Linked DNA regions of Mus musculus: region 1 is linked to region 2. Evidence: chromatin loops called from intact Hi-C (ENCODE). Cell type or tissue: heart. All regions are shown on one strand. Links, peaks and the distances in the headings refer to the core of each region. The heading gives the core; the rest is flanking DNA. Region 1 overlaps Tln2 (talin 2). Region 2 has its middle 12 kb from the start of Gm30639.

The links. A loop is a pair of places that touch in the nucleus more often than their neighbours do. Peaks named below come from ENCODE experiments on the same cell type or tissue, not always from the same donor. Only the 100,000 strongest peaks of a DNase experiment are listed, where the experiment ranks them.
Region 1: a loop joins it to region 2, with 9 times the contacts of the local background. A loop is called at or near these places in 8 of 42 quality-filtered maps.

What each region holds. Positions count from the first base shown.
Region 1 is chr9:67,269,413-67,277,747 of GRCm38, forward strand. It overlaps Tln2 (talin 2), which reads right to left. Exons shown (of 58, transcript NM_001081242.2): 43 at 5,909-6,010; 44 at 3,198-3,317. Among named protein-coding and RNA genes, the nearest start is that of Mir190a, 37 kb to the left of the region's middle. In heart, for the core only: CTCF peaks have their summits at 4,172 (motif pointing left) and 5,087; no DNase peak of the experiment used is centred there; H3K27ac peaks cover 2,332 bases.
Region 2 is chr9:66,996,681-67,005,015 of GRCm38, forward strand. No RefSeq gene overlaps it. Among named protein-coding and RNA genes, the nearest start is that of Gm30639, 12 kb to the right of the region's middle. In heart, for the core only: CTCF peaks have their summits at 4,624 (motif pointing right) and 6,089 (motif pointing right); a DNase peak (open chromatin) is centred at 4,641; H3K27ac peaks cover 798 bases.

The DNA.
Region 1 (8,335 bases), core at 87-8,086, 270 kb after region 2:
TTCTCGATCAAAGAAAAATAGTACAGAGAAAACCATCTGCTTTTGTGCCTTAAAGGAAATTAAAAAAAAAAAAAAGCCCTGGTTTAGATCCGATTACAATGGAGAGGAGGGAGCACCCCCCACCCCCAATCACTTTCCCTTTACTTGCCAAGTCAAAACAAAAATGAAATGACTTTTTGAAGACTTTCAAAGCAACCAGAGCTGCTTAGCTGGGGGACCTTAAGAGGGTTAGACCAGGGTGACAATCGGAACTTGTCGGATCCACTTAGAAAACATATCAGGGAAGACAGTGTGAACAACAGAACCAGGCATCACTTTCTCTCTACCTGACAGCTAGTTTTGGGGTGGGATTTTAAAAATAAAATGCCAGCGTGCACATCCATTCCACCTGGGAGTGCAGGCTGTAGGACCAGGCGCATAACCAATGCTCTCCCTGGCTCACAAAGTGGTGATGTGACTTTCCCTAGAGATAGAGCTATAGTCACGAAATCTTTCCCCAGGACTTACATTGTGGAGCTGTAGCTCCTAGGATCTTAACCCCTCCCTCTTTCCCTCCATCCCTTTTTCTCTTCCTCCTTCCCTTCTCCCCATTTTCAGCCCCTTCCCTCTCTGTATGTATGTGTGCTGTTACAAGTCCTTCTATATGCACATATAGAGGCCACACGTCAAGGTCAGATGTCTTCCTCAATTCTCTTTACCTTAGTCTTTGAGACAGTCTCTCTCACTGAACCCGGACATCAATGATTTGGCTAGACTTGCTGACCAGCAGGCCTAAGACACCCTCCTGTTTCTTCCTCCCCAGGACTAAGATTACAGGCACGTGCAGCCATGAGTAGCTTTTTACACGGGTGCTGGGGCTCTGATCTCAGGCCCTCCTGTTTGTACATGACTGAGTCATCTCTCTGGTCTCTCTGTGTTCAGAGAGAAACTAATCTTAACTTGCAAAGCTGCCAGGAGAGTTTTCACTTTTCTGAAGAACTTCCACAGTGCTACTAACAAAGCCTTGAGTTTTCTGTGGAAAAATAAACAGAGAAAGATCCTGTTTGATGTTTGAGGACAGAGGTCCAGCTTTTCCTGTAATTGTCACATTGTGGAAAAGACCAGAATGCGGACTCGTTGGGGGTACACCGCAGGACTCTGAAGGAAAGGTTTCCCAATTGCCCTGCATGTAAATATTTTCACATTCTGGGATATGGGGCCCTCTCGGGTATACAAATAACTCCCACAATTTTGGTATGTTAAAACAAAACAAAACAAAACAAAACAAAACAACACCCTATATTGCTTCAGGGACCTCCTAACCTTCTCAGTTTCCCCCCAAGCATCTGTCTGGCAAATGCACACAGAGAACTTTCCCGCACAGGCCACTGGTAATCTTATGTTCTCCCTCTCATTTTTGGCTTCGGGTCATGCTGCTCTTGTGTCTGGACTGTAAAATACATCGCAAGATGCCCCGCCAAAAACAGCAAGTGTTACTGACAATGTCAGAGGCACCAGCATGCAAGGTGACGTGTTGTGTGGCTAGCGACACATTCTTTTCTTTGTTGGCTTGGTGCAATCAGTGATTCTGTGTCATAGCAAGGCTCTGATTGCTTCCGCATTGGGGTGGCCAGCTCTTGAGAGCTTTGTCCATATGGAAAAGGCAGGCTAGTGTTCCAATTCCAGACAGATGAGACTAGATCACACTGCAAAGCTTCCTGTGGAGAGGAGCCCAAACCTCCCTGGCAATCTCCACTCAAAGTCAACTACTTCTTCCCATTGTCCAAATGCTTCCTGACGGTAACACAAGCTTTCTTTTACTTGTTTATGAAATTCAAAATTACATGTTGACCAAATGAATTATACGTCTAGATAAATTACAGTGTAGAACTGTAGTCTGGTCTTACTGAAACAGAAAGACTATTTAAAAAGAAAGAGAAAGAGAAGGAGGAGGAGGAGGAGGAGGAGGAGGAGGAAGCGGGGGAAACTGTGTAAAAGGAATTAAGATTCAGTATTTTTCTTGCTGATGTAACATAATTATTACAATTATTCATGCTGAGGCCTGACTGACTGCTCTGGAATGTAAAGACAGGAGCATGGTTAGAAACTGAGGGAACTCCATGCTAGAAATATATATGTACCTCCGTACATATATATGATATGCCTGCTTACATGCATGGTTATGACATATGTTAGAAAGTGATGTGTTTTGGATCTGTGTTTCTATGGTTGCTTTAAAAGCCTTTGTTAGACACACCAGGTCCCAACCCAGAGTACTGGGGAAGTGAGGGCGGGTCTGTTATTTCAGGGAAATGAGCAGACCAGTTACAAACCTGTGGCTTCCCCATGCCCTAGTGTTTAAGAAAATACTGAACAAAGTTTCCATTCAATAAACAGCTTGCATCTCACCGAATGTGGTTACCTGTATCTTCCCGTGTTCCCGCAGTCCCTCCATCATTCTGTATCTCAGAGTGGACTTCCTTTCTCTAAGGAGCCACATGGTTTCTTGGGCCCTAGACACCCTCTCTAGGCACTCACACTGACAAAACTTCTTCCAGGCCCCTCTGGGTCCCCAGCTGTGCTGTGTGGTCCCACTCACAGCTTCCAGAGATGACTGCTCTCTGACAGTGTGCACACTTGCCATTCTGAGACTCTTAAGGGTACTGATTTGCCGAAGCCACGCCTACACTAGCCTCTGTGGAAAGGAATAAGGAAAGCAGGTGGGTCTTGAACCTACAGGCGGGGGCTTTGTGTCATGCAAGCAGATTGTTGTCAAGAGAGGAGATATGAAATCCCACATGTGGGTCCTCTAATATTTTGGGGAGCCTTTGGAAAACATAAGCATGGCTGATAGGATGTGCTAAGGGGGAGCAGGAAGCAGGAAGGTGGCAGCCCCAGGTTTGGGCATTTGAAGAGGGAGATGGGCAGCTATAAGGGCCTAGCAGAACATTGCAAACAAACCCTTCCACCTGAGAGTCACTCTCCGGAGCACTCTAGTTCTTGGCCAACTGGCCCCAGCAAGGGTCCAAGTTCTAGGCACGATTTGGGGCTCTGAGTGAATCTGGGGCATCAGTTGCACAGCAATGGGGAATGAAACCTGCTCCTGGCTCTTGGGCTGGGGTCTTATAGAACTAGGCTACAGGGTCCTCCCCTCTCCCATCCCCCGGAACGGGCACCATGTGTTTGCTTCTTAAGATAGGGGCCTTAAGGTGGCAGACCTCCTCTGGTTCGGCGGTGGCTGCTGCCATCTGGCCCTGGAGAGCCAGGTGCCCATAGTCAGTGGTCATTTGTGAAGCCAGGCCTCCCAACTCCTCCGGGTTAGTAACCGACTTAGTCATCTGGAAAAAGAAAACAAGCAAGACACAAATACATACACAAAGAGAAGCATCAGAACCATGTGTTAATACCCTGGGAAGCCAAAGGGTTTCATTCCCTTTTAGCCCCTGGGGAAGGTGAAGGCCAGGCCTAGCATAATGGCTGGACACTGGGGAGGGCAATTCAAGCGAAGCCCATGCTGCATTGCACACAACAGGCCAGGGCTGTGACTGCCCTGCAGCTCAGACCGGATGGATGGGCACATGCTCAGCGTGCAAGGCGGTGCAGCGTGGAACCGAGTCCTCAGGGCCCAATCTCAGGGAGAATGGATATGGGGTCACCAGAGGAATTTCCACAAGGGACCATTCTAGGGGATGATCCTTGTGAGTGGTAGATCCTGATTCGGCTTCTGTGAGGATCTAGGCAAGAAAGGATCTGAGAATAGGGCTGTTACAAAGTCACAAAGGAGACCCAGTGAAGAAACCAACATCAGGGACTGAAGGAAGGGCTTGGGTAACTTTGTAACAAAGCACCACAAAGTGCTTCGGAAACATGGTGGCCCATCACAACCCACACAGTCCATGCATCCACTCTGCCCGCACCTCAGAATAGCGTGCCTCAGTTTAGTGTTTAGCCTTCACCTTGGCTTTTTGCCATGAACAAAAAAGTCACCTAAAAGACAGTCTCTGTCTCTTTTCCAGGAATCTCACTCCTGCCCTATCTCTTTTCTTACTCTTCAAAAAAATAATTTGGGACTGGAGAGATGGCTCAGTGGTTAAGAGCACTGACTGTTCTTTCAGATGAGTTCAATTCTCAGCAAACACATGGTGGCTCACAACCATCTGTAATAGGATCTGATGCCCTCTTCTGGTGGGTCTGAAGACAGCTGCAGTGTACTCATATACATGAATAAAATAAATCTTTAAAAAATATATTTTTATTTGTAGGTGTGTGTCCACACCACAATGCATGTGTGGAGGCCAGAGGACAACTTAGAGTTGGTTGGTCTTTCCATTGTTAGGATTCCAGGGACTGAATGCAGGTCATTTAGCCTTGCTTACAAGTATCTTTACCTGCTACGCCCCCTTGCTGGCCCCCTTTGTGATCTTTTAAAGGCTTGATTTTAAAGGACTATTCCTTTTAGTATTTAGACAGGGTCTCAGATAGCTCAAGCTGTCCTTGAACTCCTAATTCCCCCTCTACTTCCTAAGGGCTGGAATTAGAAGCATGTGCCACCATGCACAGCTTAAAGGGCTTTTAAAAAGCCCCTTCAAAGGACTCCTTGTCTACTGAGGTAGGTTCCAAGGAATACAACTGGCATCCCAAAAGAATGAAGTTGTACCATGAGCTGTACCATTTGTGCCTCATTAATAGGAACACAAAGACTCTTCACCTAACAACTCTGACCAAAAGTGCCAGGCTAGCCACCTCAGGATGTCATATACTGGAGGGTAGGCTTGTTGGGAATCATAGGTGCCAAAGGATGAGACAGCCTGGTTCAAAGCCTGGCCCAGAAGACTCTCCAGGGACTTTATGAAGATACTCACAAATGCCTTTCAAAGATCCCACTGCTAGACTGCGCAGTAAGGGGACTTTGATTTGTCCCCTCTACTCCCCTGAAAGGATGGTCTTGGTGTGACCTCCAGCTTGCCAGGACACTCAGAAGTGACTGTGACTATTCCCCTCCTTCCTCAGGCCACATTCATTTAAACAGTCGGCCTGGTACAGAGTTCCCATGCATGAGTAGAGCAGGCAGGGAAGCCTTCGTAGTCCAAGCTCAACCTCTAGTGGACACACAGTTGCATGACAGAGCCAGTGAGAGGGGTGACTTGGCCACTCCAGCTAGGCCATTGCAATGGCCACCTCGGGCTTGGCAATCCTTTTGCACTTGGGGCTCCAAGTGGAGAGGGATGTTTTCTGTGTATGCACTCTCTGAGATCACATTTGTCATCCTCCATGTAACTCTATAATGCCAAGAGCACATACTGACTCCCAGAGCCATTTATGAAGACTCATCTGGAACAATGTTGTTTGCATTATGTTTCAGTGGAAAATACAAAAAACAAAAAACAAAAAACCATTACTTCTGCTGTCAGGAATTAGAAAAAAAAAAACCACACTAATTTTGCCTAGAGGACTGATTGCTCAAGTATTATAATTTGATTTTGCCAGATAGCTTCATGTTTTTACTATTTTGCTCCCAAATATCTTCTCTTATACTAGAACTTAACCCTATTAAAACATCTCAAGTCCTTCCAGAGATGAGTAGGATTTGCTCCTTTTTAATGAGACCTTGTTGCTCATTTCCTGCTTTCTTGAAAGCTCTCTCCTCCCTTTGTTCCCTGTGTTCATTCCCAGGACTTAGTCAACTTTACTTCCTTCTTCCTGGGGCTTCTATACCACAGGCAACCAGAGGCACCACAGAGAGGAGGTAGGAAGTAGGGTCCCGGGAGAAAATGCCATTACAGGGAACCTACATCACGGGCTGGTCAGTCTACCTGACACAGATCTCAGACTTGAAGACTCAGATGGTGGTGGGCATGGTGTGAAGACTCAGATGGCAGTGGGTAGAGGGGGAACCCACAGTGGGTGGGGCCAGTCCTTTTCTTCTTACCATTTCCTGAGCTGTGACGGCAATGGCTTTGGAGTATTTAACCACAGTCGTCTGGTAGTCAACAAACGTTCCCTTTGGTTCTGGAGGTGTGCCTTCATCCAGCTGTGGATGAGAGAAGAACTTAGGAGTCATAAGGAGCCTGGCCAAGGATAGGCTATACTTGTAAGAATTAGAAACTTAGGAAAAGGAGAGAGCCCCTCAGAGGTTTCTTTGGTTCAAACTCTGCTCTAACTTCTCCAATCAAAATCACAATGGAGGTACACATAAGGCATTCAGGGGACACAGGCAAGATGGAGTCCCAGTTTCATCTTACAGGAGTGGAAAGTATTTCAGAGGAAGGACGATTTAGTTAAGTCTCACCAGATAAGGAGAAGGCCGCCCACAAAAACAGTAGGGAAGGAATCCCAGAAAGAGGGAACAGTATTCAAGCACATGATGGTAAGAGTGAGTCTGGTACTTCCAGGGAAATACAGAGAGTGGTGGAAGATGAGGCGGGAGGTGGCAGAATCTCCATCATGGAGGACTTCCATAGCAACACTACAGTCCACCAATATCCATGCCCAGGGATGCCTAGTGATGATCTAAGTCAACAGAAAGAATTGGAGGATCTAAGAGCAATCTTTTGACTGCCTGCCTCCAAGTGCAACAGCAATTAAGAAAAGGGCAAGATCACTGTGAAAGAATGGGAGTCAACAGTCCCCTTGAAGGTCAAGGGCATACTGATCCAGGTGAAGTGTGGTCCCCTGGATGATAGATCAGGGTAGGTAAATGTGATGGTTGATATTGATAGCCAACTGGACAGTAGAATTACCTCAGAGAAAGACCCTGAACATGTCACGTCTCTGTGGGGGTTTCTAGAATGAGTTAACTGAGGTGGGAAGAAACCAGGAAGAACTGGATGTGGGCCATCCCATGAGCTGGGTGGTCCCAAAATAAATAAAAAGGGGAGTGAGCTGAGGGACAGCACTCACACCTCTCCCCCCCACCCCCACCCCCGACTGCAGATGCAATGTGACCAGTGGCCTCACACTCCAGCCACTGTGCCTTTCCCACTGGGCTGGACTGTATCCCTCAAATTGTGAGCCAAAAGAAACCCTTCCTCCCTTAAGTTGCTTCTTGTCAAGTACTTCTCAATGACCAAAGTTAGTGACACAGAAGGAGTTTGTGGACAGCAGTGAAATCCCAGGTCGTGTTTTACAGGGAGGAGAGGGAAACCCTTCGTGTGTATCCTCTGCTGCCAGCAACTCTTGTGACCATCAAGAGATTCCAGGCTTATTTCTCAAGAGCCAGCTGGACCACTGACAGCAGCTGTGTGGGTGCCGCTATCACAGCATAAGGCATCTCCGTGAGCGAGGCTGGTGGGCTAGCAAAGGATGACTCAGGGCCTGACTTCCATTCTCTCGGGACTGACAGGACATTTCCTATCTTTACATTAATACTGAGAAAAAGAAAAAGAGGATCATTTGGCTTTTAACTGCTACTAAGAAACTATGGATTTGACAATTTAACATCCCCTGTAGACATGTGGTTTGTTTCCAAAGTTCTGGTGCTCTATTGTGGTGAAAGTCAAACAAACCCTCCTGCACCTCACCCTATGGCCTTGAGGAGGCAAAATTTACTCACTGTCTGCTAAACCATCCGTATTTGAAGCATAAGCAAAGCATAGTGGATACTGATAGAGACTTTGAGAAGGGAGATACAGTCTAACCCAGCTTGCTACTTCATTAGTGTGAAGAGGATGGGAGAGAGTTGTGGAGCCATTTCTCTAATGACTTTATTCCTTTATAGAGACCGAGACAGCTAATCCCTAAATCAGCAATTTAAGACCTTGTATTATCTTAAAATACTATACTAATGCATACATAATCCAACTGTAGGCATTTCCCAACACAGGCACTGTAACACTCTCGTCTGTGATACTCTCTAATGCTAAGCTGACAATTGGATGCTGATGAAAAACTGTTTAACCTGACAATATCAAAAGGACATCATTAAAGACAAAATCCTTGGAGGAAAGTAGAAACCATAGAGTTGAAATTCTTTTTGGTCTGAAGCACTGTCAATTGGCTGTTGAGCCAGAAAATGATTTATGTTGTCTCCTATGCCTGTTGCTTTTGAGAGCCCACCAAGACCTTTCATACACACTATTCAATGGTTTATGCATTTAAGTAGATATCAAAATGTAAGATTTTTGGAAGTCCCATTAGAGATTCCTAGGATCTACTCAATTGAGATTGTGATAGAGCTAGACAGCAGTAGAGACCAGGATCCTGAATTCTAGAAAGTTCCTCAATTCCAAAGTAGCCATTCCAAGGGCCAATGCTTGGAAATAATTTCCTAACTCCTCCTGGAGTCTCCTCCTTATCCCAGCTTATAAAGAAGACATGAGGTGTAAGTAATTATTTCCATTTTACAAACAAGGAAGCC
Region 2 (8,335 bases), core at 101-8,100:
CGTCATGATTCTTCCATCAAGCTAGACAGGAGTGACATCTTGACAACAGATCACCATACTGAAGACTTGGGAGCCTGAGTCTTACCCAGGGGTATACCCCACCCACCCTCGCTTTGCTTCTAATTGCAGTACATTACGTCCCAATAGTGTGGTGCTTAACGATTTTCTACTTGTGATGGAAATGGGACACTCTTAAATTGGTGATGGATGCCTTCCTGTTCCCAGAAGAGGCGGCGGCTGATCTAGAAATAGAGCTCTCTTTCTTTGATGGCTATCTATCTTCTTATAATGTAACCACATTGCAGAGAGGTTGAAACAAACAAACAAACAAACAAACAAACAAATATCACCCTCTCTTAGTCAGGGTTTCTATTCCTGCACAAACATCATGACCAAGAAGCAAATTGGGGAGGAAAGGGTTTATTCAGCTTACACTTCCATACAGCTGTTCATCACCAAAGGAAGTCAGGACTGGAACTCAAACAGGTCAGGAAGCAGGAGCTGATGTAGAGGCCATGGAGGGCTGTTCTTTACTGGCTTGCTTGCTTCCCCTGGCTTGCTCAGCCTGCTCTCTTACAGAACCCAAGACTGCCATCCCAGGGATGGTCCCACCCACAAGGGGCCTTTCCCCCTTGATCACTAATTGAGAAAATGCTTTACAGCTGGATCTCATGGAGGCATTTCCTCAACTGAAGCTCCTTTCTCTGTGATAACTCCAGCTGTGTCAAGTTGACACAAAACTAGCCAGTACACACCCATTGGAGCTGAAGAGATGGCTCAGAGGCTAAGAGCACTAGCTGCTCTTCCAGAGGTCCTGAGTGCAATTCCCAGAAACCACATGGTGGCTCACAACCATCTGGATTGAGATCCAATGCTTTTTTTCTGGTGTGTCTGAAGACAGCTACAGAGTACTCATATACATAAAAATAAATAAATCTTTCCCCCCAAATCACCCAGAATCCCAGTTTTTGAACATAACTGTTCATGCATTTGCCCATTTTAGCCTAGCTATTATCCATGAGCATGGACAACAAGGGGACCGCGACAAAAATGGACATATAATGCATTCTGTCTTTTCTCTACTTAGCATGATAGCAAGCATTTCCATGTTTGTCACTGTGCATGTGTGTGAGCACATGTGCACATGAATGTACACGTGTGCATGTTGCATGTGGAGGCCACGAGTCAATGTTGGATGTCTTCCTGAATCATTCACTTTATCTTCTAAGATGGGGTCTCTGCCCCCCAGATCTCACTGAGTGTGTTAGGCCCAGAGATCCTCCTGCCTCTGCTCTCATCCAATGCCAGGGTTACATACACACATAACCACACCCAGCTATTATGGGATTGCTGGGGAGAGCACCTCCTGCTCACCTAGCAAGCTCCTTACCATCTGGACCATCTTCCCTGTTCCCGTGATTATCATTTTAGTGTCTGTATAGTAGTCCAGAGAGATACTTTAGTCATGGTCCCTTCAGATCAGGATTTATGTTTTCTACTGTTGTATCTTGGTGCTATGGGGATTATTACCCAAGGGACAGTTGCAGTTATTTATTTATTTATTTATTTATTTAAAAATTATGTATTTTATGTGAGTACACTGTTGCTGTCTTCAGACACACCAGAAGAGGGCATCGGATTCCATTACAGATGGTTGTGAGCCACCATGTGGTTGCTGGGATTTGAACTCAGGACCTCTGAAGAGCAGTCAGTGCTCTTAACCACTGAACTATCTCTCCAGATTGCTGCTGTTATTTTGTTGTTGTTGTTGTTGGTTTTTTTTTTTTTTTTTTTTTTTTTTTTTTTTTTTTTTTCGAGACAGGGTTTCTCTATAGCCCTGGCTGTCCTGGAACTCACTTTGTAGACCAGGCTGACCTCGAACTCAGAAATCCACCTGCCTCTGCCTCCCGAGTGCTGGGATTAAAGGCGTGCGCCACCACGCCCGGCTTTGTTGTTGTTTTTGAGACAGGTTCTCTTTACATATCCCTAGCTGTCCTGAAATTCACTATGTAGACCAGGCTGGCCTTGAACTCACAGAGACCCACCTGCCTCTGCTTCCCAAGTGCTAGGATTAAAGTCATGTACCACCATGTCTCATATGGGCAGACTTTCAAATGCAACACTTTGTTAGATAAGGTCTCAAAAAATAGTTCTATTACCTCAAAGGAATGGCAAATATTGAGCTTTCTTGCAAGCATATGTCTGTTGCTTTCCAAAAGGGTTTCACGAATCATGCCACTGGGTATGTGCGAGGTCATGGAAATCCCCCAGCAATGTGTGGATTTTAATAAAATTTTATTAATTTAGTAAAGTTAAATGCTATCTTTTAAAAGATTTGCTTTTATTTATGTGAATGCCTGTGTATCTTCTTGAGTATGTACCCACCTGTGTGCCAGCAGAGGGTAGAAACTAGAGTTACAGGTAGCTGTGAGCCACCTTATATGGATGCTGGGAACTGAATTCCAGCCCTCTACAAGAGCAACAAGTGCTCTTAACTGCTGAGCCACCTCTACCAGTCCCAGATGCTATCTTTTTTAAATGCTATTTTTTAAAAGATTTATTTATTACATGTAAGTACACTGTAGCTGTCTTCAGACACACCAGAAGAGGGCGTCAGATCTCGTTATAGATGGTTGTGAGCCACCATATGGTTGCTGGGATTTGAACTCTGGATCTTCGGAAGAGCAATCGGGTGCTCTTACCCACTGAGCCATCTCACCAGCCCTTAAATGCTATTTTTATTTCCACAAATGAGAGAAAAATTTCAGAAGCTACATTTTAATGGGAAAACATCTAGCAGTAAGAAGAGAAGTCCTGGTACCAGGCTCCCTTATCCCCCATCACCACAGGGTTGAAATACCCAGTCAAGTGGGTTGTACTGAATTTATTACTTGTACTGTTGGAAGTCACAGATAGACAGTTTGTACTGCTGAACTACTTTTTTTAAAAAAGATTTTATTTATTTATCTATTATATGTAAGTACACTGTCGCTGTCTTCAGACACTCCAGAAGACCGAGTCAGATTTCGTTACAGATGATTGTGAATCACCATGTGGTTGCTGGGATTTGAACTCCGGACCTTCGGAAGAGCAGTCGGGTGCTCTTACCCACTGAGCCATCTCACCAGCCTCACTGCTGAATTTCTAAAGCAGCAGCATAAGCTAATGGTCCAGAAGGATGAGACTGGCAGTGTGCGAGCTACCGTCTGATGACTGCCATCCACACCGGAAAAGATCTCCAGGCAAACAGAATCTGCTGTGGTGTTCATGTCTTCTTGGAGGGAGCCAAGCCTCTTAGCTTTGCTCTGTGTATCGGCTCCCAGTAGAACTGGGCTGAGAAAAGACCACTCCAGTTTTCTTGGTTTTAAATTGCTCATTTGCCTGAAAGGAGTGATTTGAAATTTGTGAACCAGAATCTTGGAAACTCTCAGATGGATGCAGATGGTAGAAACAATTTTAATTAGGGAGTCTTTCTTCCATAAAAAAATCAAAAATCAAATCAAATCAAATAAAATCAGGGACTGGTGAGACGGCTCCACAGGTTAAAAGCCAAGAATGAACTTTTCCCAGTCTGTAGGCTGCCGCTTTGTCTGAAAGATGGTGTCCTTTGCCTTACAGACACTTTTTAGCTTCATGAGGTCCCATTTGTTAATTGTTGTTCTTGGTGTCAGTTATATCAATGCTCTGTTCAGAAAGCCTACCCCTTTCTTCCCTTCATTCAGGGCAGGGTGGAAGTAGGAGGGTCAAAAGTTCAAGGTCATACTCAGTTACAAAGCAAATTTGAGACAAATTTGGGCTACATGAGACCCTGTCTCAAAATAAAGTAAAATAACGAGAAACTGAGCATTCATTTCATCTAAATGTTAGGGTGAAACAATATTCCTGTGGTTTTTATTTTACACACAGAAACTACTCTAAGAAGCTAAAAGCCAGGCCGGGCAGTGACGGTGCACACCTTTAATCACAATACTTGGGAGGCAGAGGCAGGCAGATCTCTGGGAGTCTGAGTCCAGCCTAGTCTACAGAGTGAGTTCCAGGACAGCCAGGGCTATACAGTCTTGGAGGAAGAAGAGGAGGAGGAGGAGGAAGGGGAGGAGGAGGAGGAAGAAGGGGACAGGGAGGGGAGGAGGAGGTGGAAGAGGAGGAGGAGAAGAGAAGGGGGAGAAGGAGGAGAGGGGGAGGGGGAGGAGGAGACAAGGATGACAACGCTAAAGGCCTTGCCCAAAGGTCATATGCCTCACAAATGGTTATAAAAGTTACTCAAGTCTTTTTACTTCTACCAAGGAATCGCCCTTCTCAATCTTTTTTTTTTTTTTTTTTTTATTATATCTAAGTACACTGTAGCTGTCTTCAGACACACCAGAAGAGGGCATCAGATCTCACTGCAGATGGTTGTGAGCCACCATGTGGTTGCTGGGGTTTGAACTCATGACCTCTGGAAGAACAGTCGGGTGCTCTTAACTGCTGAGCCATCTCTCCAGCCCCCACTCTTCCCAATCTTAACTTAAAAAAAAAAAAAAAAAAAAAAGAAAGGAAAAAAAAAAAAAAAAAAAAAAAGGCTTAACTCACTGAGGTTGCCAGACATGTGGGCAAGACAAGAATCAGATGAGTACAGACTGCGAACAGCAGGTGGCGCAGTGCCCTCGGTGTTCCAGGCTGTGCCTCACGGTCCTCTGAAACCAAGGTCAATATGGACAGCCACAGGAAGCTTGAGTAACTTGTGACCCACCTCTCTCTCATTCTCTCTCGTCCATCTTCTCCTAAACTGGGTAGGCCCTCCCCATGCGTGTTCTCACTCTTTGCTGCAGCAGATCTCCAAGGAATGAATGAGCTTGAGAAAGTAGTCAGCTGAGGGATGGCTTGGTGATTAAAAGCGTGGCTTTTGTAGATTTTGGTTCTATGCACCCAAGTCAGCAGGTTCCTAACTGTAACACCAGCTCCAGGGGCTCCAAGGGCGTGCATATATACCACCCACACACATACACTTCATCAACTTCCACATTTACTACAGAAAAGCTCCTGCCTCAGAGGCTGGGCCATTGCCAGAGGCTTCCATTTGTACCATTCACTCAATTCTCTCGCTATACTTTGAGATACAAATGTCCTGCCCTTGTAATAGATCACAGAGGGCACTTAGATTGTGGTAGAGGTAGAAAGATTTGTGTGAGCTTGAAGCTGGACAGCCTGGAAATCGGATTCAGCTGGAGTATTTGTGCAAAGTACTTAATGCCTCGGTTAGACTGTAAAATGGTGATGTTATAAGTAACCCTGTAGACTTATTATGATGATAAAAAAAAAAAACCCAGAAACACCATCTAATAATTATTGGAAGATGCCTTAAGACCTTTAAAATGAAGAGGGCTGAAGAAATGGCTTAACACTTAAGAGCATTTGCTGTCTTTGCAGAGGACTGGGGGTTAGATTTCTGACCTCTGCACTTCTGCAGTGACATGAGCCCCAAATAAACAGATAAGTAAATAAAGCAATAAACTAAATAATGAAATAATTAAAAACCATTCACAGCTGGGCATGGTGGCGCACGCCTTTAATCCCAGCACTTGGGAGGCAGAGGCAGGCGGACTTCTGAGTTCGAGGCCAGCCTGGTCTACAGAGTGAGTTCCAGGACAGCCAGTGCTACCCAGAGAAACCCTGTCTCGAAAATTGAAAAAAAAAAAAAAAAAAAAAAAAAAAAAAAAGAATTCAGAAGCAGTAAAAACAATTTTAGATAAGGGCTTGGAATGATCAAAAATGTAGTATTTCATGTAGAAAAAGAATGCTTAAGTATTTTTGCTTAGCCAACATTCTAGCTAGTAATTTAATTTAATTCTAGCATTTAAGTTGTTATAACTGAAAGAGGTAAATTTGGTTTAAAAATGTCCCCAGTAAGTTAATTGTTCAACAATTTGGTTTAAAAATTTGGTTTAAAAATGTCCCCAGTAAGTTAATTGTTCAACAATTGATCAAGTTGATAATTTAGTGAATTTTGGTGTTTGGTTACATTGATTTTTTTTTTAAATTCCACTGTTCTTTTTTTTTTTTAAGATTTATTTATTTATTTATTTATTTATTATAAGTACACTGTAGCTGTCTTCAGACACTCCAGAAGAGGGCGTCAGATCTCGTTACAGATGGTTGTGAGCCACCATGTGGTTGCTGGGATTTGAACTCCGGACCTTCAGAAGAGCAGTCGGGTGCTCTTACCCACTGAGCCATCTCACCAGCCCCTACATTGATTTTTTAAAAAATTAATTTTAAAAAATGTATGCGCATACCTGGGTGAGTTCTGAGTACACCATGCACACACAGACCTTTGCAGAGGTCAAAAGGTGTCAGATTCCCCTGGCACTGGATAAGCCGTCTTATGTGGGTGCTGGGAGCTGAATGCAGTCCCTTTGAAAGTGCAGTAAGTGCTTTAATGTTTGAACCATCTCTCCAACCCAGGTTTGCACTGACTTTGGCATACAGACTTGTATTGATTGAACAGGGAGTGGTACTCAATGCATTTATACACTTACTGAATTAATTAATGCATGAATAGATGAATCAGAAGGATCTTGACATCAGTGAAATGATTCTTCTCTACTTAATGACTTCATGTGATGTCAGCATTTTAAGATCCCCGGACTTTCTGAGTCATGGAAACTGCCTCCCACACATCCCCTCCTCCCCCCTCACAATGCACTCACTGCCTACTCTGAGGCGACTTAATGAGAATGAGTGATTCCCTGCAGCCTCCCCGGGGGTAGCAGCTTCCAGAGGAGCCAAGCCTGGCTCATCCACTCACCTGCCATAGAGCACCGGCCTTGGCAGTTTACCTTGAGTTGATTCCTCATTTATCATGCAGGGATAAGTCTGAGATCTGACCTACTTCTCCTTAGCATGGCTAAGGACATAAAAAATACACAGTTCCCTGGGATCAGGAAAGTGCTGGGTGGGTGACAGCCCATCCTTATGAAAACCAAGCTTGGCAATGAAGGGGTTATTAGAGGCAGGGAGATCCAGCAGGAGGAGGGGCAAACCTGCTCTCCAGTCTCTTGATATCCTGGTCACTAACATCCACAATAGACAGGGACTGCACCTGTTAAACTGCCTTCCCCAAGTCACCTGCCAGTGCAAAACAGGAAAATTCCAGTGGCCCTACCAAGGCCTCCACTGTCCGCTGAGGGATGAAGTCACTGCCTGCAGTCAGCCGGTGAGACCAGATGAGGAAGCCTAGATCCAGACATAAACAGGCTGGCTTCTCTTTCCATCCTTCACAGCTATAGTCAGCCTGCTGGGTGGGGGTAAAGGGAGCCCAATGGCCACCGTGAGGGGATTTAGGTGGGGAGAAGAGAGCGCAGCTGGGGTGACAGGGACAGCAACAGTCCAAGCCTGAGAACCGCATCAAAGACAAACCATGAAGGACCTGGGGAAGGCTATTTACTCTGTCCTTCCTGTTCCCAAGCCTAAGAGGGAAATCATCACAGGGAGAAAAAGACATCCTTAAAGGACAAAGGGCCTGCCATCGGGGTCCACTTTTAGTGCTTGTTGGTGTCGACCTTCCAGCTAGAATCAGTAGACCCATCACTGCTAGGGGACACTGCCAGGCAGTGGCTCAGGTGCCTGGCCTCTGTGTGTGTCTGTGTGTGTGTGTGTGCATGTATGTGCCCCCAACTCCATCAACCCCAGGGGAACCCTACCATAACAGCTGATCACACTGGCAAGGTGCATTTTACCCGTCATGTAAAAGCTCATCCCCTTGAATAATATTTCTGAGTTAAAGTACTTAGATATGAACAGACTCTGGAAGGTTCTGAGGCTCAGCTCATCCAATTACCACGCAGCAATGGAGTCCCATCGTCTCCTTGGATATCTGGCTTAATAAAGCCTGACCCCCAAGACTATTATATGCCCAAAAGTCCTGTAAGAATGGGATCTGCTTTCAATATTATATCAGGCACACTAAATACACTTATATTTTACATTAACTAGAAAATGTTTACTGTGGAAAAGATAAAAAAGATCTTCTTCTTCTTCTTCTTCTTATTATTATTATTATTAATCCTTTCCCCATGTGTATGGTATGTATGTGCTTGTATGGGCTTTTTTGCACGCGTGTGTGAGCTTATGTGTGCATATGCATGTGGAGGCCCAGGGTTGATGTTAGGAACACCCTGCATTGCTCATCCAGCTTCCTGAGTTAGGTCCCTCGGTCACACTCAGAGCCAGTCAGTATGATCCCTTGTCTGCCTCCAGAGAACCACTTGGCATTTATGTGGGCTCCTGGGGATTTGAACTTGGGTCCTCACTCTTGCTCAGGGAGCATTTACTGCTGAGCCATGTTCCCAGCCCCAGA